Linked DNA regions of Homo sapiens: regions 1, 2 and 3 are each linked to region 4. Evidence: chromatin contacts called from ENCODE Hi-C or POLR2A ChIA-PET data. All regions are on one chromosome and are shown on one strand. Each heading gives the region's core, a stretch centred on a gene start or an enhancer-like site at or near the end of the contact. The rest is flanking DNA. Distances are from core to core; before and after follow the strand shown. Region 1 holds the start of PLEKHH3 (pleckstrin homology, MyTH4 and FERM domain containing H3). Region 2 holds the start of PTGES3L-AARSD1 (PTGES3L-AARSD1 readthrough). Region 3 holds the start of TUBG2 (tubulin gamma 2). Region 4 holds the start of DNAJC7 (DnaJ heat shock protein family (Hsp40) member C7).

Region 1 (6,230 bases), core at 1,925-4,424, 660 kb before region 4:
CACTTGGTCTCCGTCATCGTGTGGCTGCTGTCACTGCTCCTGGCGCTGCCTGCGCTGCTCTTCAGCCAGGATGGGCAGCGGGAAGGCCAACGACGCTGTCGCCTCATCTTCCCCGAGGGCCTCACGCAGACGGTGAAGGGGGCGAGCGCCGTGGCGCAGGTGGCCCTGGGCTTCGCGCTGCCGCTGGGCGTCATGGTAGCCTGCTACGCGCTTCTGGGCCGCACGCTGCTGGCCGCCAGGGGGCCCGAGCGCCGGCGTGCGCTGCGCGTCGTGGTGGCTCTGGTGGCGGCCTTCGTGGTGCTGCAGCTGCCCTACAGCCTCGCCCTGCTGCTGGATACTGCCGATCTACTGGCTGCGCGCGAGCGGAGCTGCCCTGCCAGCAAACGCAAGGATGTCGCACTGCTGGTGACCAGCGGCTTGGCCCTCGCCCGCTGTGGCCTCAATCCCGTTCTCTACGCCTTCCTGGGCCTGCGCTTCCGCCAGGACCTGCGGAGGCTGCTACGGGGTGGGAGCTGCCCCTCAGGGCCTCAACCCCGCCGCGGCTGCCCCCGCCGGCCCCGCCTTTCTTCCTGCTCAGCTCCCACGGAGACCCACAGTCTCTCCTGGGACAACTAGGGCTGCGAATCTAGAGGAGGGGGCAGGCTGAGGGTCGTGGGAAAGGGGAGTAGGTGGGGGAACACTGAGAAAGAGGCAGGGACCTAAAGGGACTACCTCTGTGCCTTGCCACATTAAATTGATAACATGGAAATGAGATGCAACCCAACAACTGTTACTATTTTTGAGTCACCGACTTGGAAGTGATTTGTGGCGGGGCAGAACCGGTGGGTTAACACCCCGCCCCCGCCCCACCCCCCGCCCTGCCCCGCGCTTGGCTCTCTGAGTGGAAGACGCTGAGGGCCTGGGTGGGGGTGGGGGGCTGCTGAGTCTGCTAAAGCTCTAGCCACTGACACCCCCTCCACCGTCACCTGGCCTCAGCCAACAGAGGTGAGGTGGGAAAGCTGCCAGGCAAGGAGGGGCGGTGGTTCCTCTTGCAATACTGTAAGGAAGAGCTTTCTAACAACCAGAGCGCTCTCCAGTAATGGCTGCCTTAGCAAATACTGAGTTCCCGCTATTGGAATGTTCAGACTGTCGGGGACGCTGTGGGCCTTTGCGTGGTGTGGGGGGAGGGGGAGGGGCAGGGGATTCCCGTTTTTGGTGGGCGTTTGGATTTCATAACCACTTTACAATCCCTTCCTAGTGTCTGTGATGGAAAGAAAAAATGAAAAAATGAATTGTAAAATTTGAGTTGAAGTTTTTCCACCTTGAAGAAAAACCTAGGAGGGATTGCAATCTGCAAATTTCCAGAGTAGTTATCACGGGTGTGGTGGGGGTGAGGGATATTTGCTGTTCTCCATCTTCTCTGGGGACTGGGTCAGAGGAAATGCACTGAGCTGGCCGGAAAGAGAGAGGTTGGATATGGGAAAAAACTTCTCTGCAGGCAAGGGCCTGGGATCCAGACCTGGAAGATGGTTGTGGTATCTCCATTCCTAGGTAATCTCTCAGTACAGGCCACTCTCATGTGGAGAGAGGCCACGGCCGAGATGGCCTCCTAGACACGCTCGCATTGATTCCTGGTCTTTGTTTTACACAATCACAACGGGCAGGATGGTGTTCACGTGCGACAGTTCTCGCGGTTTAATATCGGTCAGCAAAGCTGTCCCCACCGCTCCAGCCTGGAGTCTAGGGTCGAGAAGGGCGGGGCGTGGCGAGGAGGTCTCAAGGGAGGTGCTGGCCTGACGGCCCCGCCCGTCCCGCCCTTCCCCGCCCCTCCCCGCCCAGCCCAGCCCTGCCCAGGCTAGCAGTCCTCAGAGCCTCCCGCAGCAGCGGCGAAAAGGGGTCCCCCACGGCCTCTAGGGGCCAGGATCCAGGGAAGGCCCGGAGACGGCGCCGATCCTCAAAGGGTCCCACACGCCAGCCACTGGGGACCGACCTGGAACCCTCCATCCAAGATCTCTGGAATCGCCGCTGAGTCAGCAACGCGCGCGCGCGCCCGCGGAGGCCGCGGCCCCGCCCCGGCCGCCTAGCGCCTGAGTTAACCCCTTCCTATACAGAGCCGCAGGATATTAGCCCTAAGAGGCCTCCACTGTATTCGGAGACCACAGAATTCCTTAGAATCCAAGTCAGTCTCCCCAGCTGAGTTCGGTGAGCTGTGAGCTCTATATTCGATTTTATTTCCGGCCTAGGTCTGCACCTTCCCAGAGTGCCTGCCTCAACTCCTTCACCTCGAAAAGGAGGTGAGGCCGAGTGCAGTGGCTCATACCTGTAATCCCAGCACTTTGGGAAGCCAAGCTGGGAGGATCGCTTGAGCCCAGGAGTTAAAGACCAGCCTGGGCAACATAGTGAGACTCCATTTCTACAAAAAATAAATTTAAAAAATTAGCCAGGCATGGTGGTGTACGCCTGTAGTCCCAGCTCCTGGAGAGGCTGAGGTGGGAGGATCCCTTGAGCCGAGGAGTTCGAGGCTGTAGTAAGCTATAATGGCTCCACCGCACCCCAGCCTGGGCAAGACAGCGAGACCCTGTCTGGAAGAAAAAAAAAAAAGGGTGGGGGAGAGCTGAATCAGACCGAGAAACTGGAGAAACTGGACTCCTTCTCCCCAGACGTGGAGGGCCACCTCCAGAGCTGTGTCCTCGCAGGTCTGGACATCCTCTTAGTAGCCAAGGCGTTTCCCTTTCTCAGGGACCCTGAGACGAGACAGGGGTTCAGAGAGCGGCAGTTGGGTTTTCCTCTGTCCTGTGCCAAAACTCCTCAACAGGGTTTTTAATTGGTTGGTGAGCCAAGAGTTAAAACAAGAGCCTGAAGGCGGGCTTCCGTGACGTCACTAGCACCCCGCGTCCGACCTCAGAGACTGGGGCGTGGCTAACATAGCCTCGTCCCCTCCCTCCCTGTTTCCCCGCCCCTCCCCGCTGTCACCAAGCCAGGGGCACATGATGCAACCCAACGCGGTTTCAGCCGTCTGATTGGTAGCCGCGCCCGGCGCCAGGCACAGGGATTGGACAGAGGAGACTGTGACGAAACCTGGACCCTGCCTAGTAAAGAAGGGAGGAGAGAAAGAAGAGAGAGGGGGGGCCCCCCGGGAGGGAGGGGGCCGGGGGGGCGGGGTCCCAGCTCTGTGCTCGCGCCCCCAGCGCGCCAGTCCCGGGGCTGCAGGGAGCGCAGCGCGCGCGGCCCGGGCCCCGGCCACCGGACGCCCTACCGGACACGACCCTCCCTGGAGCTTGGACAACTGCCCACCTCGGACGCTGCACCGGACACTGCCCCCCACAGGGCTGGACACTCCAACGGACACTACTTCCCAGCTCCGGACATTGCTCCCTCCTCTCCCGGGGCCCTGGACGCTTTTCCCCCTCCCCCCTCCGGGGGCCCAGACACTGAGCCCCCCTCAGCGTCTGGCTAGCGTCCCCTTGCACCCCAGCCCAGGACACTGCCTCCTCCCTGTCCTCTTCTCCCTTCTGCTCCTCCCACCTCATCTTTCCCCTGCTCGGGTCGGAGCCCCGCCAGTTCCTCCGACCCCCTACTGCTCGGCCGCGGCTGCCCGCGCCCCCATCCGCAGCTCCTCGCCCGGATGCCTCTCCCCGGGGGACTATGGTGGCTTCTCTGCTGCCGTCGAGGCTTCACTCTTCTGCACCGGGACTACGGGGACGGCGAGCTTAGCGGGGACGGGGACGAGGACGAGGACGAGGAAACCTTTGAGCTGCGGACCCCGAGTCCAGCGGGCGGCGGGAGGGTAAGTCCCGGGGGTTCGGAGCCTCGTCTCAATCACTCTCGCTGTAACCGGCCGTCACGCTGATCCGCTCCAGCCTCCAGCCACACGCTGCGCGCTTGGCGAACTAGGGATGAGGGAGAGTTTTTTGCCTGGGGGCCAAAGCCCCCGGGAGCTCTCGGAGCAGCAGCCCTACTCGGGATGTGCCTGTGGGCCTCCCGCTGCAGGCTGGGCGCTATCCACCTGCTGGGGGCCCTGAGGCAGGGGAGGCGTCACGCGTGGCCCGACCTGGCCCTGCCTCTCCCTTCCCCGCTGGGCCCGCGTCCCATCCCGTCTCCTTCCGCCTCCGCCAGCGCCGAGGAATGTGGCGAGGCCGGCTGGGCGGCTCGAACGCCTGGGTCCCCCTCCGCTCCCAGTTCGCAAGTGCGGAGGCCAGATGCGAGAGCTCCCGCTGCGGAGACCTGGACGAGGGGGAGAAGTCATCCCAGGATTGGGGTCTGTGGCGGGGACCCCAAGGAGAGGGAGGTGGGAGCTCTTTGAGGACCCCTCCTCATTACCCTGCCACTCAGGACAGAACTCTCGGCTTTCCCGGGTGAGGCTCCTGGGAAACCCCTGAGGGGATGGATGGTGAGGGACACTGGGCTGCTGCCTGGTTTTGTCGAATCTCCCCGTGGGGAAACGGAGGCACGATTGGTGTGGGAGACCTCCATCCCTTGACGTCTCCTCCCCCATCCCTCCTGCACACTGGCGGCCAGACTCCCGTGTGCTGTGGCCCGGGTCAGGCTCCCATCCCCCGCGCAGGGGTCCCCAGCAGGCCCAGTGGCTCGGTGCCCGGGTGGGGCGGGCTGCGCCGCCGGGGCCGGCGCCAGCACCTGGCGGAGGCGGAGGGTGGATAAATATAGAGGAGGGGGGAGGGAGGGAAGCAGGGCACTGCGATTAGGGGAGTTAGCCTAAGAGGGTGGTCAGTACCTGCCACATGTGGTGTGGCTGACAGCCCCACTCAGACCTTCCAGAAAATAGGTGGAGGTTCACGTAGGAAGGGTGCAGGACCCAGGCGTCCCCAAGCTTCCAGCTTGGGCAGGGTCGGCTTTACCAGGCCATTGCCTCCCTCATGCTCCACCTCAACTCCCCCCTTCCCTGAGCCTGGGGACAGGTGTCCCTGGCCCCCTCCCCCACCTCCCCCTCTTGGCTCTAGCAGTCTGGGAGCAATATGAGGATGGCACGGTTCCCGCCTGACTGGCCTCCGGGTTGGGTTTGTGGCCTCTCTCAGACCCCAGTCTACAGTTGAAGTTCCAGGACAGGGGGAAGGGAGGAGGAGGGGGAGGGGGAGGGCAAAACCCTGAACTACACCTGCCTCCAGAGGGTGTGCCATTCCTCAGTCTGGCCCGCCCTTCCTAAGCCCCAGCAAAGGGGCAGGGTCTCTGCTCACCATTGAGTCTCAGGAGTGTCTATGGGAGAATGTAAGACGCTTTTGGAGAAAGCCCTATACTGAAAGGGTCCCTCTGCCCTTCATTCACCTCTGTGCCTACCACCTGTCCTGCCTTGGCCAGGGAGGCAGTGTGGAAGAAGGGAAAATGAGGAGGAGAGGGTGCCTTGGAGCCTGGCAGAACGAGCTCACCTCTCCTGTTTCAAAGATGGGGAAACTAAGGCCCGGAGACGGGAAGAGACTTGCCCAAGGTTCCACAGTGAGTTAGTGGTGGGGCGGGAATTGGAACCCAGGTCTCCTGACTCTCTGCCCAGTGCTCTTTCCACCCTACCCTACCCCTGATTGTATTTTCAAAGGGTAACTGAGAGGAGCCTTGGCTCCTTAGCTCCTGCTGTTCTGAAGAGCTTGTCCTGTTAAGACTGGCGGGAGGGGCGAGCCCAGGGGCTCCAGCGTGCTCCACCCTAGTCACGACCCCACTCTGTGACTCCTCCTTCCTCAATCCCCTGAGCAGCCCTGTCCTGAGGGCAGAAGGCACGAACCTTGCGCAGGAAGGGCTCTGACCCTGAGGGCTTCCCCGCCTGTCTCCCCAGGGTCCCCTGGAAGTGACGCTGACTCAGCCAGTGAGGAGCGGGCCTGTCTCCAACAGGTGAGCTACGCCCCTACGTCCCATAGTCTGGCGACCCCAGCATGTTCCCGGGACCCCCATCCTCTCTGTCTCCCCTAGCGGTTGTGCAATAAGGGAGAGGCCCTATGCCGGACGCTGTGGTTTGGCTGGGGTCCCGGGGGGCGGTCCGGCTGGGGGCGCGGGGAGAAAGAGGGGGGTCGGGGCTATTTCTGGTTCGAGGTCAGAATGGCCCAGCGGTTCCCACAGCCTGGGGGAGGGGTGCCCAGCTTGGGAGCAGACACCCGTGCGGTCTGGGGAGCCCCTACAGAGGAGCCCCCTAGAGGCAGAGTGGAGACCCAACCTTCCCTCCCCTCTGGCCCAGGCTGCAGAGCTGGGAGGAGACTTGGAGCCTCATCCCGGAGAAAGGGCTGCCGGAGGACGACCCGGACATCGTTGTG
Region 2 (6,108 bases), core at 3,242-5,741, 960 kb before region 4:
GAGGCTGAGGCAGGAGAATGGCTTGAACCCAGGAGGCGGAGGTTGGAGTGAGCCAAGACCGCAGCATTGCACTCCAGCCTGGGTGTCACAGCAAGACTCTGTGTCCAAAAAAAAAAAAAAAAAAAAAAAGAAAGAAAGAAAAAGAAAAAGAAAAGAATGACAAATTCCAAATAATGAACTCTGAGTGGAGAAAGTTGTCTAACCAGCCTAAGGAGAAAGAACTGTGGAAAAGTCTTTTGTTTTTGTTCTCACTGTTACCCAACTTTATGTCAGGGAAGAAAGAAATCAGCCATAAATTTTGATTCCATTTTCATGACCAAGTCTGTTGAACTCTGTCACTTGCCATGGTAGCTACGATATGCTATTTGCTGGAGTGTGGGCAAACAAGAGAGAACAATGAGCTCTGGTGCAAAGCAGGAAATAACATAAATCATTTCCAGTATGAAGTAAGATAAGAGAAAATATTGGTTTAAAATATTTGGGGTTGAGGTGGGTGGATCACTTGAGGTCAGGAGTTCGAGACCAGCCTGGCCAACATGGCAAAACCCTGTCTCTACTCAAAATACAAAATTTAGCCGGGGATAGTGGCACATGCCTGCAGTCCCAGCTACTAGGGAGGCTGAGGCAGCAGAACAGCTTGAACCTAGGAGGTGGAGGTTGCAGTGAGCTGAGATCATGCTACTGCACTCCAGCCTGGGTGACAGGGCCAGACTCTGTCTCAAAAAAAAAAAAAAAAAACTGGGGGCCAGGTGCAGTGGCTCATGCCTGTAATCCCAGCACTTAGGGAGGCTAAGGTGGGAGGGTGGCTTGAGCCCAGGAGTCAGAGACCAGCTGAGCAACATAGGGAGAGCCCCACCTCTACAGAAAAAATATATTTTTTAATTAGCTAGTCATGGTAGTGTGCGCCTGTGGTCCCAGCTACTTGGGAGGCTGAGCTGGGAGGATGGATTGAGCCCAGGAGGTTGAGGATGCAGTGAGTTGTGATCATGCTGCTGCACACCAGCCTGGGCAACAGAGTGGAAAATAAAAATTTAGGGCCGGGCACGGTGGCTCACACCTATAATCCCAGCACTTTGGGAGGCCGAGTCGGACAGATTATGAGGTCAGGCGTTCGAGGCCAGGAGTTCGAGACCAGCCTGGCCGACATGGCAAAACCCCATCTCTACTAAAAATACAAAAATTAGCCAGGCGTGGTGACGGGCACCTGTAGTCCCAGCTACTTGGGAAGCTGAGGCAGGAGAATCGCTTGAACCCAGGAGGCGGAGGTTGCTGTGAGCCAAGATGGTGCCACTGCATTCCAGCCTGGGCGACAGAGTGAGACTCTGTCTCAAGAAAAAAAAAAAAATTGGCGGGGTACAGTGGTTCATGCCTGTAATCCAGCACTTTGGGTGGCCAAGGTGGGTGGCTTGCTTGAGCCCAGGAGTTCAAGACCAGCCTGGGCAATATGGTGAAACCTCATCTCTACAAATACAAAAACTAGCTGAGCATGGTGATGCTCGCCTGTGGTCCCAGTTACTCGAGAGGCTGAGGTAGGAGGATCTACTGAGCCTGGGAGTCAAGGCTGCAGTGAGTCCTGATCATGCCAGTGCACTCTAGCCTGGCAACAGAGTGAGACTCTGTCTCAAAAAAAAAAAAAAAAAAAAGGAAAAAGAAAAAAAAAGGTAAGTGGTAAGAAGTAAATCATTCAGTTCAATGATATTCCCTACTCTGGTCCTACCTGTTCACCTGTCAATGTATTCAATGTATAAATACAAGATTACAACTTGTAGGTGGATTGAGCACTACTTTTTTTTTTTTTTTTTAAGGTGGTACAATGTTTCTTTTGCCTTTTTTTTTTGAGACAGGGTCTTGCTCTGTTACTCAGGCTGGAGTGCAGCGGTATGATCATAGCTCTCTGCAGCCTCCAACTCCTGGGCTCAAGTGATCCTCCTCCAGCCTTCGCCTCCCCAAGTGTTGGGATTACAGTCATGAGCCACTGCACACAGTCTTTTTTTTTTTTTCAGTTTTTAATTTTTTGTGTGTTTTTTTTTGAGACAGAGTTTCACTCTTGTTGCCCCAGGCTGGGGTGCGATGGCACGATCTTGGCTCACCGCAACCTCTGCCTCCCAGGTTCAAGCGATTCTCCTGCCTCAGCCTCCCGAGTAGCTGGGATTACAGGAATGTGCCACCATGTCTGGCTAGTTTTTTTTTTTTTTTTTTGTATTTTTAGTAGAGACGGGGTTTCATCATGTTGGTCAGGCTGGTCTCGAACTCCCAACCTCAGGTGATCCGCCCGCCTTGGCCTCCCAAAGTGCTAGGATTACAGGCGTGAGCCACTGCGCTGGGCTAGTTTTTAATTTTTATGGGTACATAGTATGTGTATATATTTATGGGGTACATGAAATGTTGCTACAGGCATGCAATGTGTCATAATCACATCATGGAAAATGGGGTTGGCCTACTGTTTCTAAAGGTGAAAATGAACAACAGAGTTTCCTATCATGTAGAACCTTTGGTGCTGTCCACCCCTTTCTAGCCCTTAAATCTGACAGTTTGAGGTGGCTGCTCCTTGTGTAAGGAGTTGCAGGTATGTGGAGAAGGGTGGAACAGTAAACACAGGATTGCACTGGAAACAGTTCAGACTAAAATAAACAAATCATTATCTGCTTGATAAATCTTCTTGGCTAAAACCAATGTAAGTGGGAAGAAAGCCACATGTAGATTGTAGTTTGAAGAATAAAATGGTGAAAAGGGATGGGGCATGGTGGCTCACTTCTCTAATCCCAGCACTTTGGTAGGCTGAGGAGGGCAGATCGCTTGAGCTCAGGAGTTCGAGACCAGCCTGGGCAATGTGGTGAAACCCCGCCTCAACAAAAAATAAACAAAATTAACTGGGTGTGGTGGCACACACCTGTAGTCCCAGATACTGGGGAAGCTGAGGCAGGAGGATTGCTTGAGCCCAGGAGGCAGAGGTTGCAGTAAGCAGAAATTGCGCCAATGCAGTCTGGCCTAGGTGACAGAGTGAGACTCTGTCTCAAAAAAAAAAAGTGAAAAGGCAGTGTACCTCAACACTTCCAATAAAGCCAGCACTTTGTGCACTTCCAGAGATGCAAAGCTTGTAAGGAAACGTTTACCTGGTGTCTTATACATAGTTTCACTACTTCTGGGGTAGGCACACTGAATCGATCTTGTCAGTTATCAGAGGACCTCATTCAGAATGCCTAATGATTAAGCAGGATGGAGGAAGAGTTTAAAAATTTCAACATTATAGCCTGCACGGTGGCACACGCCTGTAGTCCTGAGGCTGAGGCGGGAGGATGGCTTGAGACCAGGAGTTCGAGACCAGCCTGGGCAACATACCAAGACCCTCCCGTCTCTTAAAAAGGAAAAATTCCAACATTAGGAAATTTATCTAATCAAGAGTTGTGTTTATTTCAGTTACTAAGAGACCCTGCTGTTAATCCAAACTCCCACCCAAAGAAGTGTAAAGACTGCCTAGATTTCAGGAAAGCAGGGACAGGGAGTTAACCTAAATTTCCACGGATTCCAACTCACTTTCCTTTCCTTTGCCAATTTTCCCAATCCCCAGAGTCGGGGTCCTCTAGCAGCCAAAGTGTTCAAGACTGAGATACGTGAGGGAAAGGTGAGTGGGCGCAGCACTGCTCTTGGCTGCTCTGCTGCCCTCTCAACGACTCACTTCGCTCACCGCTCCTCTACCACTCACGTCATCACGCACCGACATCTCTCCACATCCTCCGTGCACACCGCTCACCCTCAGGTTCCCAGGCCTCTGTCCTCTTGCCCTTCAGCCGGCCCCGCACTCCAGTCCCCTGGTCTCCGACACACGTACTCACCGACCGAGTCGGGGAGGCTTCTCCCCGCATGCACCATCATCCGGGTCTGGATCGCCACCCACACGACCCCACTATTCCCATATTCCTCGCGGCCCGGCTCCAGCCACTCACCTGGTCCTCGCCCCGCAACCATGGCCGGTCCCCTGGCAGCCCATCGCCCTCATCGCTGGCGGGGTCGCCGGGCCCTTCGTAACCTAGGACGTGAGGGCAGCCGCGGAAGGCGAAGTCTTCGAGCTCCCGCAGAAGGCGCTGCTGCTCCGCCGGCGCCCCGCGCACCACCTGGCGCAGGCGGAACTGCACCTGCGCGAAGTGCGAGGACAGCGCCAGCAGCGCCGAGTCCAGCCGCCGCCGCTCTGCCCGCAGCCGCCGCAGCGTCCGGCCCGGCGAATCCGGCGGGGAGCCCGGGGCCGCGCCAGGCTCCTCGGCCGTCGCCTCTTCTAAAAACGCGGTTGCCCCAGGCCGGGCCTCCGCCACCGCCCCCACTGGGGCCCAGCGCACCGCCTCGCACGGTGGCAGCGGCTCCTCTTCCTCCTCCTCTTCGTCTTTCGCCTTTGGCCCAACAGCCGCCACCACCGTTACCGGCTCTGCAGCCGCTTCGACAGCCGCCATCTTCCCGGAAACACCACCGCACGTCAGCCGCGCCCCCCTGCTGCCATGGCAACGGCGCGGTGGCCTGGAACCCCAGGGGAGTGGTGGGCGGGGCCTGAAGTACCCAAGTCCCCGAGGGCGCGCCTTCCCCGGGAATTTAATTCAGGACAATAATGTTTTATTGAGCGCCTATTGTGAATCAGACACTGAGCAGTAAGCGTCGGAGAAACAGGTGAATGATACCGGGGAAAAGTCATTCCCTGTGTGTAGCGTCTAGGGCAGCCTTTGCCCTGGTTCCAGCAGATGGGTTGTCTCTTCATAGTCTATGCATTTCTGAAGACCCCACGGTGAAGGGCTGCAAGGATGAAGCTGTCCCAGAGTATCTCCAGAGTGCAGATCCCTTGGCTGCCAGGTCATGTTCTCTCTTCCTCTCAACTGCTCTCCCGACCATATAAGGAGAGGCAGCTGCTGGGGGCGTCCCCAGGATCTAAAGATAGCGGCCCCTGCCTGGAACTCTAAATGCCACCCTGGAGCGGGAGCCGCAATGGCACGGTGAGTGTTTCCGGCTCCGGTGCTCCCCCTGGCCCTTTTCCCTGGAGATTCCCTGCTCCAAGTCTTCTGGGCGCTCCAGGTTCTGTGAGGCCCCACGGGAGCCCCGGACCCCTGGTCTCTGTAACTGTGGGGTGAGGGAAGGTGTGACCTGAATGTTCTCCCTGACCTCCTAGTTTCCTAGTCTTGCACGTTCTATTCTTCCCAGGTTCACATTCACCACACCCACCCACTCCTGTCATTCCCTTCCCTTTCACCCCTTCTGTCTCATTTAGCTCCACTTTGAAAAAACTGTGGCATCAAAGGTCCCTGGGTAGTCCCTTCCCAAATGACCTCAGTCTTCCCTCTCCCACCCCTATGAAGCCACACCTCAACTTCTCTTCAGGCAGCACGCCCGGACCTTGTGGTACGACAGGCCCAGGTATGTGTTCATGGAGTTTTGTGTTGAGGACAGCACCGATGTCCACGTGCTTATTGAGGATCACCGCATTGTGTTCAGGTAGTGGCCCTGCCGTCCGAGGGCCTGGCTTCCCAGGAATCTACCCCTTTCCTAATGTCCCCACACGGAGTATTCCGCATCTCCTCAGCTTCATTGTCTCCTCAGCTGCAAGAATGCCGATGGAGTGGAGTTGTACAATGAGATTGAGTTCTATGCCAAAGTGAACTCCAAGGTAAGGGTGAAATGGGACAGTAAGGTTTGGATGGAAACCGGGCTGCCCAGGGAAACTGGAGATTAATTCTAAACCCCAGACCCTAAGAATGAGGCTCTCTATCTGGCAGGACTCCCAGGATAAGCGCTCTTCCCGCTCTATTACTTGTTTTGTGAGAAAATGGAAGGAAAAGGTGGCCTGGCCGCGGCTTACCAAGGAGGATATCAAGGTGGGTGTGTGGAAAGTGGCCTGCTTCTTCTCTCCATGTACCCAGGTTACAGCTGGGATTGTCCTTGCCTCCTTTCCAGCCAATATTCAATCACTCAACAAGTCCTGCCTAATCTTTTTTTTCCAACTGTATTAGTCTCTCTTTTTATTTTTATTTATTTATTTATTTTGAGACGGAGTTTCACTCTTGTTGCCCAGGCTGGAGTGCAGTGGCGTGATCTCAGCTCACCATGGCCTCCGCCTCCCGGGTTCAAGCAATT
Region 3 (6,305 bases), core at 1,725-4,224, 640 kb before region 4:
ATCATAGCTCACTGCAGCCTTGAATTCCTGGGCTCAAGGCATCTTCCTATCTCAGCCTCCAAGTAGCTTGGACTATAGGCATGTACCACCATGCCTGGATAATGTTTGTATATTTTGCAGAGATGGGGTTTCACCATGTTGCCCAGGCTGGTTTTGAACTCCTGGGCTCGGATGATCCACCTGCTTCGGCCTCCCAAAGTGCTGGGATTACAGGCATGAGCCACTGTGCCTAGTCAATATTTTCAATTTGTGATGTGTTTACATCCTGATAAACCCATTGTAAGTTGAGGAGTATCTGTACCTGAAGATAGCATCAGATCCCACAGAGTGAAGGCTCAGTCCCACAAGACTCTCCCACTTCCAATGCCAACACAAGCTTCAGGTTGTTTTATCTGTGCCTCTGACCAACCAGCTATAAATCGAGGTTCTCAGGACTGCTCCTTGGGTTCAATTAATTTGTTAGAGTAGCTCACAGAACTCAAGGAGACACTTACTTACGTTCATCCATTTGTTATAAAGGATATTTTAAAGGATACAAATAAACAGCCAGATGAAGAGATACCGAGGGGAAGCTCTAGAAGGGTCCGGCGCATAGGAGTTGCTGCCCTGTGGCGTTGGGTTTGCACCCTCCTGGCCTGTGGATGTGTTCTTGTTCACCTTCCTGGAAGCCCCCAAACTCAGTCCTTTTGGATTTTTATGGAGGCTTCATTACACAGGCATGACCGATTAAATCATTGGCAATTGGTGCTCTACTCAATCTTCATCCCCTCTCCCTTCCCCAGAGGTGAGGGGTGGGCCTGTAAATTCCAACCCTCAGAGCACCAGGTTTGTTCCCCTGGCAACCAGCCCCCCATCCAGTGGCTATCTGGGACTTTCCAAAAATCGCCTCTTTAACATAAGCTCAGGTTTGGTTGAAAGGCACTTGTTCCTCCTTAGTACAGTGGTTAGTAAAATTAACTAATTAAAATAAAATGAAAGATTAAACTAAAAGAAACGGGCTTGTTATAAATAACAAAAGACTGTCTTTCACCTTTATCACTCTGGAGCTGTTCTGGAGCTGTTTCAGAAACCAAGGACAAAAGGTCAAATATTTTAACAAAACATACTATTATTGCTCTAGTCCCTTAGGAAATTACATGGGTTATAAGAGCTGTAAGCCAGGAACATATCGCACCCAGCATGGGGAGAGATGGAGAGGCAGTCTCCAAGGATCTGGGGGAGAGACTTCGGCTTGGTTCATTCTCCATTCCCAAAACGCCAATGTCTCAAAGCTTCCTCTTATGCATCCAGGCTGAGGCTCCTTGGGAAGGTTTGGAGCTGGAGAAGCAGCTGAATGACTCATGCCTAAGGGGCCGGTGCCATTCAGATTTATGACTTCCTTGAGAACAAAGATTATATCTTATTCACCTCAATATCCCACATCTGATGCTCCATAAACGGGTTTTGAATTGAATTGCTCCCCTCATATTACCTATCCAGGCCACCTCCTGACCTGTCCCCAGCACTCTTCGGCCTCCCTGCCCATTCCTTCCCCCACTCCATAACTTCACCTCCAAACTGTCACTTCCATCTGCTTCTCGGTCTATGATGTCAAAGATGTCTTCATGAATTTTCTCACCCTGTATAGAGATATGGAAAGGGAGGGTCAGGCCAAAGGTTCCAGAGAGCATCTTTTCTCAGCACAGCACCAAGAATTCTGTCTACCCTGGAATATTGTTGCCACCCTGAAGCAGAGCCTAGGCTGTAGCCCTCAACCCAGAAGTGCTACTATTGCAAATGATTTGCACAAAATTTGCATAAACCTCTCCCTGGCTGTCCCTCTTGTTCGGGACATCCTTTTGTCTCTTATTTTCTGTCAGTCAGGTCAAATTCCTAGTAGCTTGAGCCTGCCTTGCCTCTGGATGGGAATATCAAAGGTCTCTGGAATGGTCGCTAGGACACCTGGGAGAATCCGCTGGCCCAGTTGTTGCCAGCTCCTCCTCCATGTTCCGACAGGTAGATGTTCTCTGGGTTGTAGAGCTTGGCATAGGGGGAGTTGAGGATGGAGTGGATCACCCGGGGTTCCAAGTCCAGCAGCACGGCCCGGGGGATGTAGTGCTCATCGTCTGCCTGTCAAGGGGAGTCCAGGAGGGGGCCCAATCAGCTAGGGCGGCCCAAGTCCGAAGTCCTCCCAACTCTGGCTCCCTCCGGCCCTCCCTCCTCAAGCCAGCCGCCTGGCCCTACTGCCCAGCGGGGTTCCCAGTACCAGGCCACTCCCTTCCCTTCCGCCCCCTTGGGCCACTGCCGCCCCCGGCCAAGTCGCTGGGGGCACCTGGTAGAAAAAGACGTCCTTGCGGTCAGTGCCCTCGGTGGCGAATTCCTCCACGATGCCCTCGGGGCTGATACCATGCTCGGCGCACAGCTGTTTCCAGAACTCGAACCCAACTGGGGGAGGGGGGAGATGCCCGGGTCTGCTGGAGCCTTAAGGCCTGAGGAGCCCAGTTTTAGTCTCAGAGGCTGACACGATCAGAGGGTGGACCCAAGATGCCTGGGTTTGGTAGCTGCCCCAGCCCCGGGCTGGAGGCGCAGCTCTCGGTCTGGGTTATCCAGAGCAGCAGGGCAGGGGGTTCATGGAAGGGAAAGGGGGACTGGTGGAAGCCAGGCACTTGGGTGGGACCCGAAGGGGCAGAACCAGAGACCGGCGGGGCCGGCGCTCGCTTGCTCACTCTGGTTGCCGCACTGGCCCAGCTGCAGGGTGATGATCTCCCGGGGCATCGCTCTTCAGACGTGGGCGCGCCAGCCCCGGCCTGGCGAGAGTCACGGCTGAGACGAATGCCCGGCAGCCAGGAGCGCAGGACGTGGGGAGCGCGCGCTCTCTTCGCCTCTTGACGCGGATGCTCGGTCTGCGCGTGTGCAGCGCAGGCCTCTCCTCGGCCGGTGGGCCGGGGAGCCCAACCTGGGCATCATTTTCTCCCTCAGCAGTCGCAGCTGGAATTCCGCACAGGCGCAGAGTCAGGCCACGCCCGCTCCTGCCCACCGCTCCGCGCCTGCGCAGTGAGACTCGTTGGGGGTGGCAGGGTCGGAACCTGGATGTGTTGGGGAGGAGAGGAACGGGGGAGGGGAGGAAAGGGGAGAAGCGGCCAGGTGGATGTGCTTGTCCACGTGTAAGGAGTCATCTACCTATATTGGTAGGTGAGGACACTGTCAGCTTTGCTAGATCAAAGGGCTAGAAGCCAACTTTTCTTCGTTTAAATTTCTGTTTTTTAATGGTGTTACAATACATACACATGTATGTTACCTTTTTATTTTTTAGAAGGGTCTCGCTCTGTCGCCCAGGCTGGAGTGCAGTGGCGCGATCATAGCTCACTGTAGCCTTGAACTTCTGGCTTAAGTGATCCTCCCACTTCAGTCTCCCGAGTAGCTGGGACTACAGGCGTGTGCTACCACGCCCAGCTAATTTTTAAATTTTTAAAATGTATTTTTATAGAGATGGGGATCTCACCGTGTTGCCCAAGATGGTCTTAAACTACTGGCCTCAATCAATCCTCCTGCCTTGGCCTCCCAAAATGCTGGGATTACAGGCATGAGCCACCACTCCTGGCCTAAATTTACCATTGTAACCATTTGTAAGTACTGCATACAGTTCTGTGGCACCAAGTACACTCACATTGTTCTGTAACCACCACCACCATTCTTTTCTAGAACTTTCTTATCTTCCCAAACTGAAACTCTATCGCGATTAAACAGTAACTTCCCCTTGACTACTCTAGGCACCTGATATGAGTGGAATTATACAGTATTTGTCTTTTTGGGTCTGGCTTCTTTCACTTAACATAATATCTTCAAGATCCTTCCATTTCGTAGCATGTGTCAGAATTTCCTTCCTTTTTACAACTGAATAATATTCCATTGTATAGATGTACCACATTTTGCATAACCATTCATCCCTCCATGGACATTTGGGTTGCTTCCACCTTTTGGCTATTGTGAATGTTGCTGCTTTGAATGTGAGTGTACAAATATCTGTTCGAGTCCCTGCTTTCAATTATTTTGGATATACACCCAGAGGTAGAATTGCTGGATCATATGGTAATTGTGTTTAATGTTCTGAGGAATCGCCATACGATTTTCCATGGTAGCTGCACCATTTTAAATTCCCACCAGCAATGCACAAGGGTTCAGTTAAATAAATTTTATAGGAGGCCATTGATTTGCACTGAGCTCCTGTGCTTGGCTCAACAGACCAAACCAAAATGGAGTCACTCACGCTAAAGTTCTATGTCACTAAGCAACACTAAGTTGTTTATCAAACCTTCAGAGGAATCAGGAGAGGGAAGGAAGAGCCAAAACCCCAAACAAGCCAGTGTGAGCCGGCATGATACGGAAGTCCTTTTACAAGAAAAGTAACTTTGAAAGGACCCATCTGCTTTTTTTCCTTCTGTTTCTATTTTTCTCTACCCTTTTTTGTCCATAAAAACTAACCTGTGCTTGACTCATCTGAACACTCATTCTATTTATTTTATGGAATGAAACGTAGCCTGATCTAGAATCACAAACACTGTAAATGCCACTTAAGATTTTTTTTTTTTTTTGAGACTAAGTCTCACTCTGTTGCCCAGGTTGGAGTGCAGTGGCATGATCTCGGCTCACTACAACCTCTGCCTCTCTCAGGTTCAAGCGATTCTCCTGGCTCAGCCTCCCTAGTAGCTGAGATTACAGGTGTGCACCACCACACCCGGCTAATTTTTTTGTATTTTCAGTAGAGACAGGGGTTTTGTCATGTTGCCCGGACTGGTCTCGAACCCCTGAGCTCAGGTAATCCACCTGCCTCAGCCTCCCAAAGTGCTGGGTTACAGGCATGAGCCACCATGCTCAGCCAAGTAGCCAAGTTACAATCTTTTTTTTTTTTTTTTTTTAGATGGAGTTTCGCTCTCGTTGCCCAGGCTGGAGTGCAATGGCTCGATCTCAACTCACCGCAAGCTCCACCTCCCGGGTTCAAGCGATTCTCCTGCCTCAGCCTCCCAAGTAGCTAGGATTACAGGCATGCACCATCACGCCCAGCTAATTTTGTATTTTTAGTAGAGACGGGGTTTCTCCATGTTGGTCGACCTCATGTGATCCACCTGCCTTGGCCTCCCAAAGTGCTGTGGGATTACAGGCGTGAGCCACCACGCCCAGCCTTTTTTTTTTTTTTTTTTTTTTGAGACGTAGTCGCACTCTGTAGCCCAGGCTGGAGTGCAATGGCTTGATCTCAGCTCAGTGCAACCTCTGCCTCCCAGGTTCAAGCAATTCTCCTGCTTCAGCTTCCCAAGTACCTGGGATTATAGGCACGCTCCACCATACCCTGCTAATTTTTGTATTTTTAGTAGAGACGGGGTTTCATCATGTTGGCCAGGCTGGTCTCAAACTCCTGACCTTGTGATCCCTTCCAAATGTTGGGATTACAGGCGTAAGCCACCGCACCCAGCCTCTGAGACTTTTTATGCAGCCTTGGAATCCTGGGCTCAAGCGATCCTTCCACCTCAGCCTCCTGAGTAACTGGGACCACAGGCACATGCCACCATGCCAGCTAATTTTTTTTTTGAGACAGAGTCTCTTTCTGTTGCCCAGGCTGGAGTGCACTGGCATGATTTTGGCTCACTGCAACCTCCACTTCCCGGGTTCAAGTGATTCTCTTGCCTTGGCCTCTTGAGTAGCTGGGATTACAGGCATGAGCCACCACGCCCGGCTAACTTTTGTATTTTTAGTAGAGACAGGGTTTCACCATGTTGGCCCGGCTGGTCTTGAACTCCTGACCTCAGGTGATCCACGCGCCTCGGCCTCCCAAAGTGCTGGGATTACAGGTGTGAGCCACCATGCCCGACCTTTACAGTGACTTTTCTACATTCCACCAGGCTGGCTGTTCCCTCAGGAATAATCTCCTGTGTGTCTGAATCATATATACCCAACTGTGACTAGAATGGTGAACTGTGAGTCCTGCATCAACCCAAACATGCTCTTCCACTCTGCATACTGCCCCTAAATTAGTCACTCTCAGAATCCATTTTAGTAAATGTTCCTCAGGAAGCTGATGATACTGATCTATGAAATGGAACAATTCCTCCACACTCTACTGTCTGGTTTCGATAATTACTTGGTTCCTTCACATTGACTACCTTCTTGGTAACCACAGGTCTCAGAGGTACTTTCTGTTGTCCCTGCATAATTTCCTCCTTTGTGGGTGACTCCGAGGCTAGTGGCCTGAGCTCAGCCAGACCCACATCTGTGCTTGGTCCAGCCTCAATTCCTAACCCAGCACCCTCTTTTACTTTCATTTTAGCCATTAT
Region 4 (6,504 bases), core at 1,884-4,383:
AGAGAAAGCTCAGATACAGAAACCCTAAGAGGTCCCAGACAGATATCTCCCCGAAGGCAAACTTCCAAACACAAGCCCCCCAAAAGCTCCAGACAAAGATCCCCCCCAGAGAGCAGAGATAGATCACTCCCAAAGACGGTCCCTAACAGAAACCTCTCCAGGGGAAGCTCCTGACACAGACCCCCTCTCCATATAGCGAGCCCCACAATAAAGGACACCATAAGAGTGGGCCAGAGGTGCCTCCGCCACAGATTTTCTCACGGGGGAGCCCCCAGAGGGAATGAGAGGCAGAGACCAGCCACCTAAAGCGGCCCGGAGGCGGAGGCCGATCCTAGCGCCGGACGAGCCTCGCCTCCCAGGTCCGTACCTCCCGGGGCCCCCGCAGCACCAGCCGGGCCCTCCGAGCTCGCGGGGACCAGGGGAGGGGCAGCGCCGCCGCAAAGGCTCCAGTCTTCCTCCAGAGTCGGTGTAGGCTCCTCCAGGCCCCGCCCCCGCCGCCTGCCCGCTCCCCAGCTTCCGTCAGGCAAGACGAATTCCGGCAGCGGAGAGAGAGCGCGGACCGCGCAGCTCCCCCAGAGGCCGGCGGGAGAATGACGGCCAGGACCTGGCCTGGGTGTGCGCGGGAGCCCAAGGTTCTAGACTCCCTGGACGCGGGCCGCTGGGTGTTCTGGTGTCTCTGAGGCCCAGATGTTCTCTCTGTAAAGGCGATCAGAGTACAGTAACTCTTCGTTTACTCAATCATTTATTCGTCAAATGTTTTCTGAGCATCATCTGTCTGTGCCTGGTGCAGGGCCATATACTGAGAGAAAGTGGACGAGTTAGACATGGTGGCTGCCCATCAGAACTCACGGTCTAGAGAAGCTAGATGTCTAACAACTACTGAGGTGCTGTGGAGCACAGCAAAAGGGCATTTAACGTTGAGTCAGCAGACACTGAAGGGCCTGGGGGAAAGGGTGTTCTAGGGTGGAGGAAACGGCTACAAGTCATGGCATTTTCTGAAACTATGAGAACTTGGGTTCAATATTGGTGGTAGAAAGGACCTAAATATTGGTACTCAAATTAAATTATTTAAAAAAAGAAACAGATAATCAAAGGCTTTGTGTGGTAGGCCAAAGAGATCAAATTGACGGCAATGGAAAGCCATTGCCAATGAAGAGACATGATCAGTCCCTGAGGAAGGTCACTCTGGCAGAAGAGGGAAGACTGAACAGAGATGAAATTAGAGACCGATTAGGAGACTATTGATGTATTCCAAGTTTTTTTTTCTGTTGTTTTGTTGTTGTTGTTGTTGCCGTTTTTGAGACAGGGTCTTGCTCTTTTCTCCATGCTGGAGTACATTGGTGTGATCATAGCTCACTGCAGCCTCTAACTCCTGGGCTCAAGTGATCCTCCTGCCTCAGCCTCCCAAATAGCTGGGACTACAGATGCATGCCACCACACCCAGCCTATTCCAAGATTTTAAAAAATGATGAGCGCCTGAATCGGGATGGAAAGGTGGAGATAGATTTGGGAAATATTTGGTAGGAGAATCAACAAAACTTGGCAACAAATTGGAAGCCAAGAGTGAGAATGGTTTAATCCATTTAACAAGATACGGAATTTAGGAAAGATAATAATTACATCCAACATTTGTTTTTTCTGTTGTTGAGGTGTGGGTAGACAATGAAAAAGTTAAATTTAAATATGGTAAGCCTTGGGGATTTGTGAAACATACAAGAGATATCCAGTAGATAGTTGGATATACAGCTGTGGAAGCTGAAGAAAGGTCTAGGTTGGAGATATGAAAAGTTGAGAGTCATCAACAGATGGAAGTAAAGCTGTGGGAATAAATGAGTTGCCTTAGATAGAACATAAAGTGGGAAGATGGTGAGACAGGTTGGCTAGCATTAGACTGGACTATGAGCCACTGGCAGGCAGGGCAGGTGGTCTGTAAGTCTTGTGCCCTCACAACCTAGCACAGAGTAGGCGTTTTGGAAAGGGCTGAGTGATTGGCTCAACGAATGACCCCTCCTTTCCAACCTAGTGAGCTTGTCCTATCCCTCCCTACTCAGTGGTCGCTGTGGTTTCAGCTCCCTCCACACTGGGATAGGCAGAGTATGAGCATTGGCACATGCTGTTTTCCTGGAACAAACAGGTAAATCCTTTTAAAATTCCTTTGCCCTCTTCTTATTTTACTCTTAGCTTTACATTGTAAAGCTACTCCTCATACTCCTCCAATTTAACCCCAGAAAGCTCCAATTTAATTCAGCTCCACAAATAGTCGTTTGGGTGAGGGAATAACAACAAAGACAGTTAAACTGTGCCCTTGTCCCCTATGAATTCTCAATCCAGACCGCATTCGGCAAGGCAAGCGTGATGAGTAGAGAGTTTATATAAGAGGTGGGAGTACTGGGGACACAAGAGCAAGGACCTCACCCCGCGAGCTTCCTTATAAACTCCAGGGCAGGGTCTGGGGCGCCATGTGTCAGCTTTCCTAGGCTTAATGCTGAGATGGCACTCCCAGGCGGCTGACATGAAAGGAGCCTTGTAAAAGGGTCAGCGTCATTAGGGTGATGAACCAGTTGGTGTTTGGAGATCCGGAGTGGATGAAAGGCGCAGGGTGAAGACGCCCTGCGTTCCCCTGGCTTGACTGGGCAGGGCTTCCAGAGAACGATGAAAGCTGGGGGAACTGAGCTCAAAGTGTCTCTTGACTTTCCCGGGAAGAAGCTGTGGACACACTCCAAGGTCGGAAAGGTAGCAGTGGGGACTCCTTCCCTACAGAGTCTTGGGTCACCTGGTCCCCACGCAACCCAGACTCCACGGAGCCTTTCAGGAAGACTCTCTAGGATTGGAAGTTGCTATGGCAATGAGGCTCTTGGAATACTGAAAGCAGCCAAGCCCTAGAGAGGCTACCACCGGTACACCCCGCCTTCCCACCCACGGGTAAAGTGGCGCCGCCTACGCACCGGCACAGCCCCTGGGCTCCCGCCCCGGCGCGGAGACCACCGTGGACATCCGGGGGCGGGAGGCCGCTCTGGCCCCAAGCGGAGCCTCTCTCTGGTAGACGAGCCCGAGGGAGCCCTTCTGGGCGCGGCGCCGCGGAGCTGCTCTATGCTCCAACCGGAAGTGCTCTTCACCGCCGGCCTCCCACCCAGCTCTCTGGTCCCGGCGGTAAGATGGCGGCTGCCGCGGAGTGCGATGTGGTAATGGCGGCGACCGAGCCGGAGCTGCTCGACGACCAAGAGGCGAAGAGGTAACCGGGTAGCAGGGTAGTAGAGGAGGCGACCTGCAGCTCCGTGGCTCAGGGAAACTCGTTCCTGCCATGATGCAGCCCCCAGCTGTTGAGGCGATGCCCCGCCCTCCGCAAACACCCCCCCATCTGAGATCAAGGCCGGATGGACCCCCTGAAGGGGCGCTCTTGGGGGTCGGCCTTCCTCTCCCGCTTCCGCCTGGCGTAGGAGCTGAGGCATGGCCTTGTTCTCCAGCTGAGAGGACGATCGTCCTTATAGGAGAGGCCGAGTCTCCGAGGGCAATTTCAGAGGTCTGGTGCGAGGTGGGGGAAGCGGCGCGGCGTCGATGACGACTTCCTTACATCGCCCCCGACCCCCGCGTTCTCTTGTTAACTTCTGTGCATTGTTGCCTGTCTGCACTTTCCGTCTCCAAAACCTTTGCTCTCCTCACCCCGTTTTCCCTTGTAATTATACCCCAGCGATCACTAGTCTGGGTTCGAAGTGATTGTGTGTCTCCATAATTGACCTGGTTGCCCCCGGTTATCCCAGAAGTCAAAGATGACAGAGAAAAAAAGGAAGAGCGAGGGGCTTATCTCGTGTTCTCTACGTCAGACTCCTCTTCCCCTGTCCTTCCTGGGTGATCTTTATCCTTCCCAGCACTGTTCTTTCTTAAGTTAAGCACCAAGGAAGAGGGCAACTGCTTGGGCGCTGTTGGCACTCCGAAGCAGCCGCAGTGGTTCGAGATTGCCAGTCGGACTAGCCAAGGGAGCTGCTGAGTGAGTGGTTTTCGAGAACGCTCTAGATTCTGGCAACAGTTAGGCCAGATTATTGGAAGTGGGGTTGGAACAGAGTTGTGGGTAGTCATACTTGTTCTAATCCTAAAGCAGAATTGACAAGAAGGTTCTAGAAGTTTGGAGCCCTTTCCTTATCAGCTGCGGGTTAGTCTGACCCTTTTGTTCAAGATATCTACAGTGCCCTCAGTCTCTTTGCAACATACTTTATATCTTCATACCAAGCCCGTTGTGTCTTCAGGCTGGGTAATTTGAGGCGGTGATGTAGAATTAGTTCATGAGATCTGAAATCAGGATTCTGAGATTTTTACTATCTAATGAGTTCGAAATATAAGAAGTACTCGGACGCAATGAATAGTTATCAAGCTTGAGGGTGGTTACCACAGCCAGATCTCAAGTTCCTGATCTGCTGGGAGCTGAGGGGCCTGACAAAGTGTAATAGGCCCCTGGGATATCAGAGAAGCCAGGACACCAGAGTCCAGTCTCTGTTCTTAATTTTGAGCTTTCATGTTGTTCCTACTTCTTCCTAGATATTTAAAGCTAAGCATCATCAACCCTTATACATCATTAAAGAGCTGCACAATGGGAAACAAAATTCCTCCCAGTGCAGACGGAGCTTAAATTAATTGTAGAGATTTACTTGTATTTGGAAAGAGTTCAGTGGTTCTTTATACTGTAAATAGGGATTTGGCCACAGGTTATTTATTTTTTATTTTTTGAGACGGAATCTCGCTCTGTCGCCCAGGCTGGAGTGTAGTGGCGCGACCTCAGCTCACTGCAAGCTCCGCCTCCTGAGTTCACACCATTCTCCTGCCTCAGCCTCACCAGTTGCTGGGACTACACGTGCCCACCACCACATCCGGCTAATTGTTGTTTTTTTTTTGTATTTTTAGTAGAGATGGGGTTTCACCCTGTTAGCCACGATGGTCTCGATCTCCTGACCTCGTGATCCGCCCACCTCGGCCTCCCAAAGTGCTGGGATTACAGGCGTGAGCTACTGTGCCGGGCTGGCCATAGGTAATTTTAAAAACTCACCCTACTCATTGTAAATCTCTGATGTAGAGTGTCCCTATTTTGGACTTCATTTCATAGCCTCCTATCTTAAGCAAATACATTTCTTCAATCACAGCCTTAGAGGATAGTCTATCATAAAATTGGAGTAAATGAACCTGAAGACATATAATAAAATAGGTTATGCTGTAATGTGACCACATCACACAAAACATGGTATTTGATAGCAGTACAACAAAATAAGGTAAACTACCTTATTTCATGGAATTTAAGTGTCATTAGGCTGGGTGCAGTAGCTCACACCTGTAATCCCAGCACTTTGGGAGGCCGAGGCAGGTGGGTCAGCTGAGGTCGGGAGTTTGAAACCAGCATGGCCAACATGGCAGAACCCTGTCTCTACTAAAAATACAAAAATTAGCGGGGCGTGGTGGCACACACATGTAATCCCAGTTACACGGGAGGCTGAGGCAGGAGAATCGCTTGAACTCAGGAGGTGGAGGTTGCAGTGAGCTGAGATCGGGCCATTGCACTCCAGCCTGGGTGACAAAGTGAGATTCCATCTCAAAAAAAAGTCATTGATTGCAGAATGCAAATTATTTTATCTGTCACTAAGAAAATGTAACTGTAAATTAAACATGACAACATGCATTATTCCTGTAGTTCAAATAGTGACAGAAAAAAATTAATTAAAAAAAGAAAAAAGACTGGGCGTGGTGGCTCACACCTGTAATCCCAGCACTTTGGGAGGCCAAGGCGGGTGGATTACCTGAGGTCAGGAGTTCGAAACCAGCCTGACTAATACGGTGAAACCCCATCTACTAAAAATACAAAAATTAGCCAGGTGGGGTGATGCTGTAATCCCAGCTAGTCAGGAGGCTGAGGCAGAGGTTGTGGTGAGGGGAGATCATGCCATTGCACTCCAGCCTGGGCAACAAGAGCAAAACTCCGTCTCAAAAAAAAAAAAATCAATTAAAAAAAGAAAAAAATGCATTCTTATCAGACTTTTATGTTTCTCATATATAGCACTGTTTTCGACAGACTTAAACATAGTTATTTATTATATACCACTTTTTTGCACAAATCAAAAGGAAAATTGGCTGGGTGCAGTGGCTCACACTTGTAATCCCATCATTTTGGGAGGCTGAGGTGGGCGGATCACGAGGTCAGGAGTTTGAGACCAGCCTGGCCAACATGGTGAAACCCCATCTCTACTAAAAATAGAAAAAATAGCTGGGCGTAGTGGTGGGCACCTGTAATCCCAGCTACTCGGGAGTCTGAGGCAGGAGAGTCGCTTGAACCCGGGAGGCGGAGGTTGCAGTGAGCCAAGGTCACACCATTGCACTCCAGCCTGGGCGACATGGTGAGACTCCATTTCAAAAAAAAAAAAGGAAAATAAGTGAAATAAACAAAAAAATCAGTTTAACTTTTTGCCATATCAGACATCCTTAGAAGAATAAACATTGGCCGGGCGCGGTGGCTTATGCCTATAATCC

What was found. A loop is a pair of places that touch in the nucleus more often than their neighbours do. ChIA-PET counts read pairs that join two places held with the same protein, here RNA polymerase II (POLR2A). Pooled maps may share reads with other maps.
Region 1: a pooled map shows a loop between it and region 4 (6-fold over the local background). The contact joins the promoter of PLEKHH3 here to the promoter of DNAJC7 in region 4. A Hi-C loop is called at or near these places in 4 of 37 single-sample maps with no recorded cell type and 9 of 50 pooled maps. POLR2A ChIA-PET finds 5 or more read pairs at or near these places in 1 of 52 experiments (activated CD4-positive, alpha-beta T cell).
Region 2: a pooled map shows a loop between it and region 4 (5-fold over the local background). The contact joins the promoter of PTGES3L-AARSD1 here to the promoter of DNAJC7 in region 4. A Hi-C loop is called at or near these places in 2 of 37 single-sample maps with no recorded cell type and 6 of 50 pooled maps. POLR2A ChIA-PET finds 5 or more read pairs at or near these places in 4 of 52 experiments (CD4-positive, alpha-beta T cell, CD8-positive, alpha-beta T cell, activated T-cell and 1 more).
Region 3: a loop to region 4 is called in a pooled map, with 3 times the contacts of the local background. The contact joins the promoter of TUBG2 here to the promoter of DNAJC7 in region 4. A Hi-C loop is called at or near these places in 2 of 50 pooled maps. POLR2A ChIA-PET finds 5 or more read pairs at or near these places in 2 of 52 experiments (OCI-LY7 and activated CD4-positive, alpha-beta T cell).

Annotation. Positions count from the first base shown.
Region 1 is chr17:42,673,938-42,680,167 of GRCh38, reverse strand. It overlaps PLEKHH3 (pleckstrin homology, MyTH4 and FERM domain containing H3), which reads left to right and starts at 3,174. Exons shown (of 13, transcript NM_024927.5): 1 at 3,174-3,766; 2 at 5,759-5,814; 3 at 6,155-6,230. The coding sequence starts at 3,605. CCR10 (C-C motif chemokine receptor 10) reads left to right here. Exons shown (of 2, transcript NM_016602.3): 2 at 1-1,279. The coding sequence ends at 615. RefSeq lists enhancers at 1,522-2,021, 2,022-2,523, 2,504-2,583, 2,714-2,763, 2,784-2,883 and 3 more and silencers at 1,614-1,703, 2,054-2,133, 2,994-3,243, 3,334-3,393, 4,514-4,673 and 2 more.
Region 2 is chr17:42,978,911-42,985,018 of GRCh38, reverse strand. PTGES3L-AARSD1 (PTGES3L-AARSD1 readthrough) reads left to right here and starts at 4,491. Exons shown (of 17, transcript NM_001136042.2): 1 at 4,491-4,973; 2 at 5,356-5,469; 3 at 5,575-5,641; 4 at 5,751-5,849. The coding sequence starts at 4,837. PTGES3L (prostaglandin E synthase 3 like) reads left to right here and starts at 4,939. Exons shown (of 7, transcript NM_001261430.2): 1 at 4,939-4,973; 2 at 5,356-5,469; 3 at 5,575-5,641; 4 at 5,751-5,849. The coding sequence starts at 4,966. It overlaps RUNDC1 (RUN domain containing 1), which reads right to left and starts at 4,454. Exons shown (of 5, transcript NM_173079.5): 1 at 3,945-4,454. The coding sequence starts at 4,442. RefSeq lists a silencer at 4,138-4,387 and an enhancer at 4,458-4,527.
Region 3 is chr17:42,655,953-42,662,257 of GRCh38, reverse strand. It overlaps TUBG2 (tubulin gamma 2), which reads right to left and starts at 2,974. Exons shown (of 11, transcript NM_016437.3): 1 at 2,706-2,974; 2 at 2,312-2,424; 3 at 1,942-2,109; 4 at 1,551-1,619. The coding sequence starts at 2,754. RefSeq lists enhancers at 2,758-2,827, 2,878-2,947, 2,958-3,017, 2,375-3,142.
Region 4 is chr17:42,014,068-42,020,571 of GRCh38, reverse strand. It overlaps DNAJC7 (DnaJ heat shock protein family (Hsp40) member C7), which reads left to right and starts at 3,133. Exons shown (of 14, transcript NM_003315.4): 1 at 3,133-3,232. The coding sequence starts at 3,156. NKIRAS2 (NFKB inhibitor interacting Ras like 2) reads right to left here and starts at 482. Exons shown (of 4, transcript NM_017595.6): 1 at 368-482. RefSeq lists silencers at 189-598, 2,825-2,974 and enhancers at 3,085-3,494, 3,565-3,614, 2,725-3,924.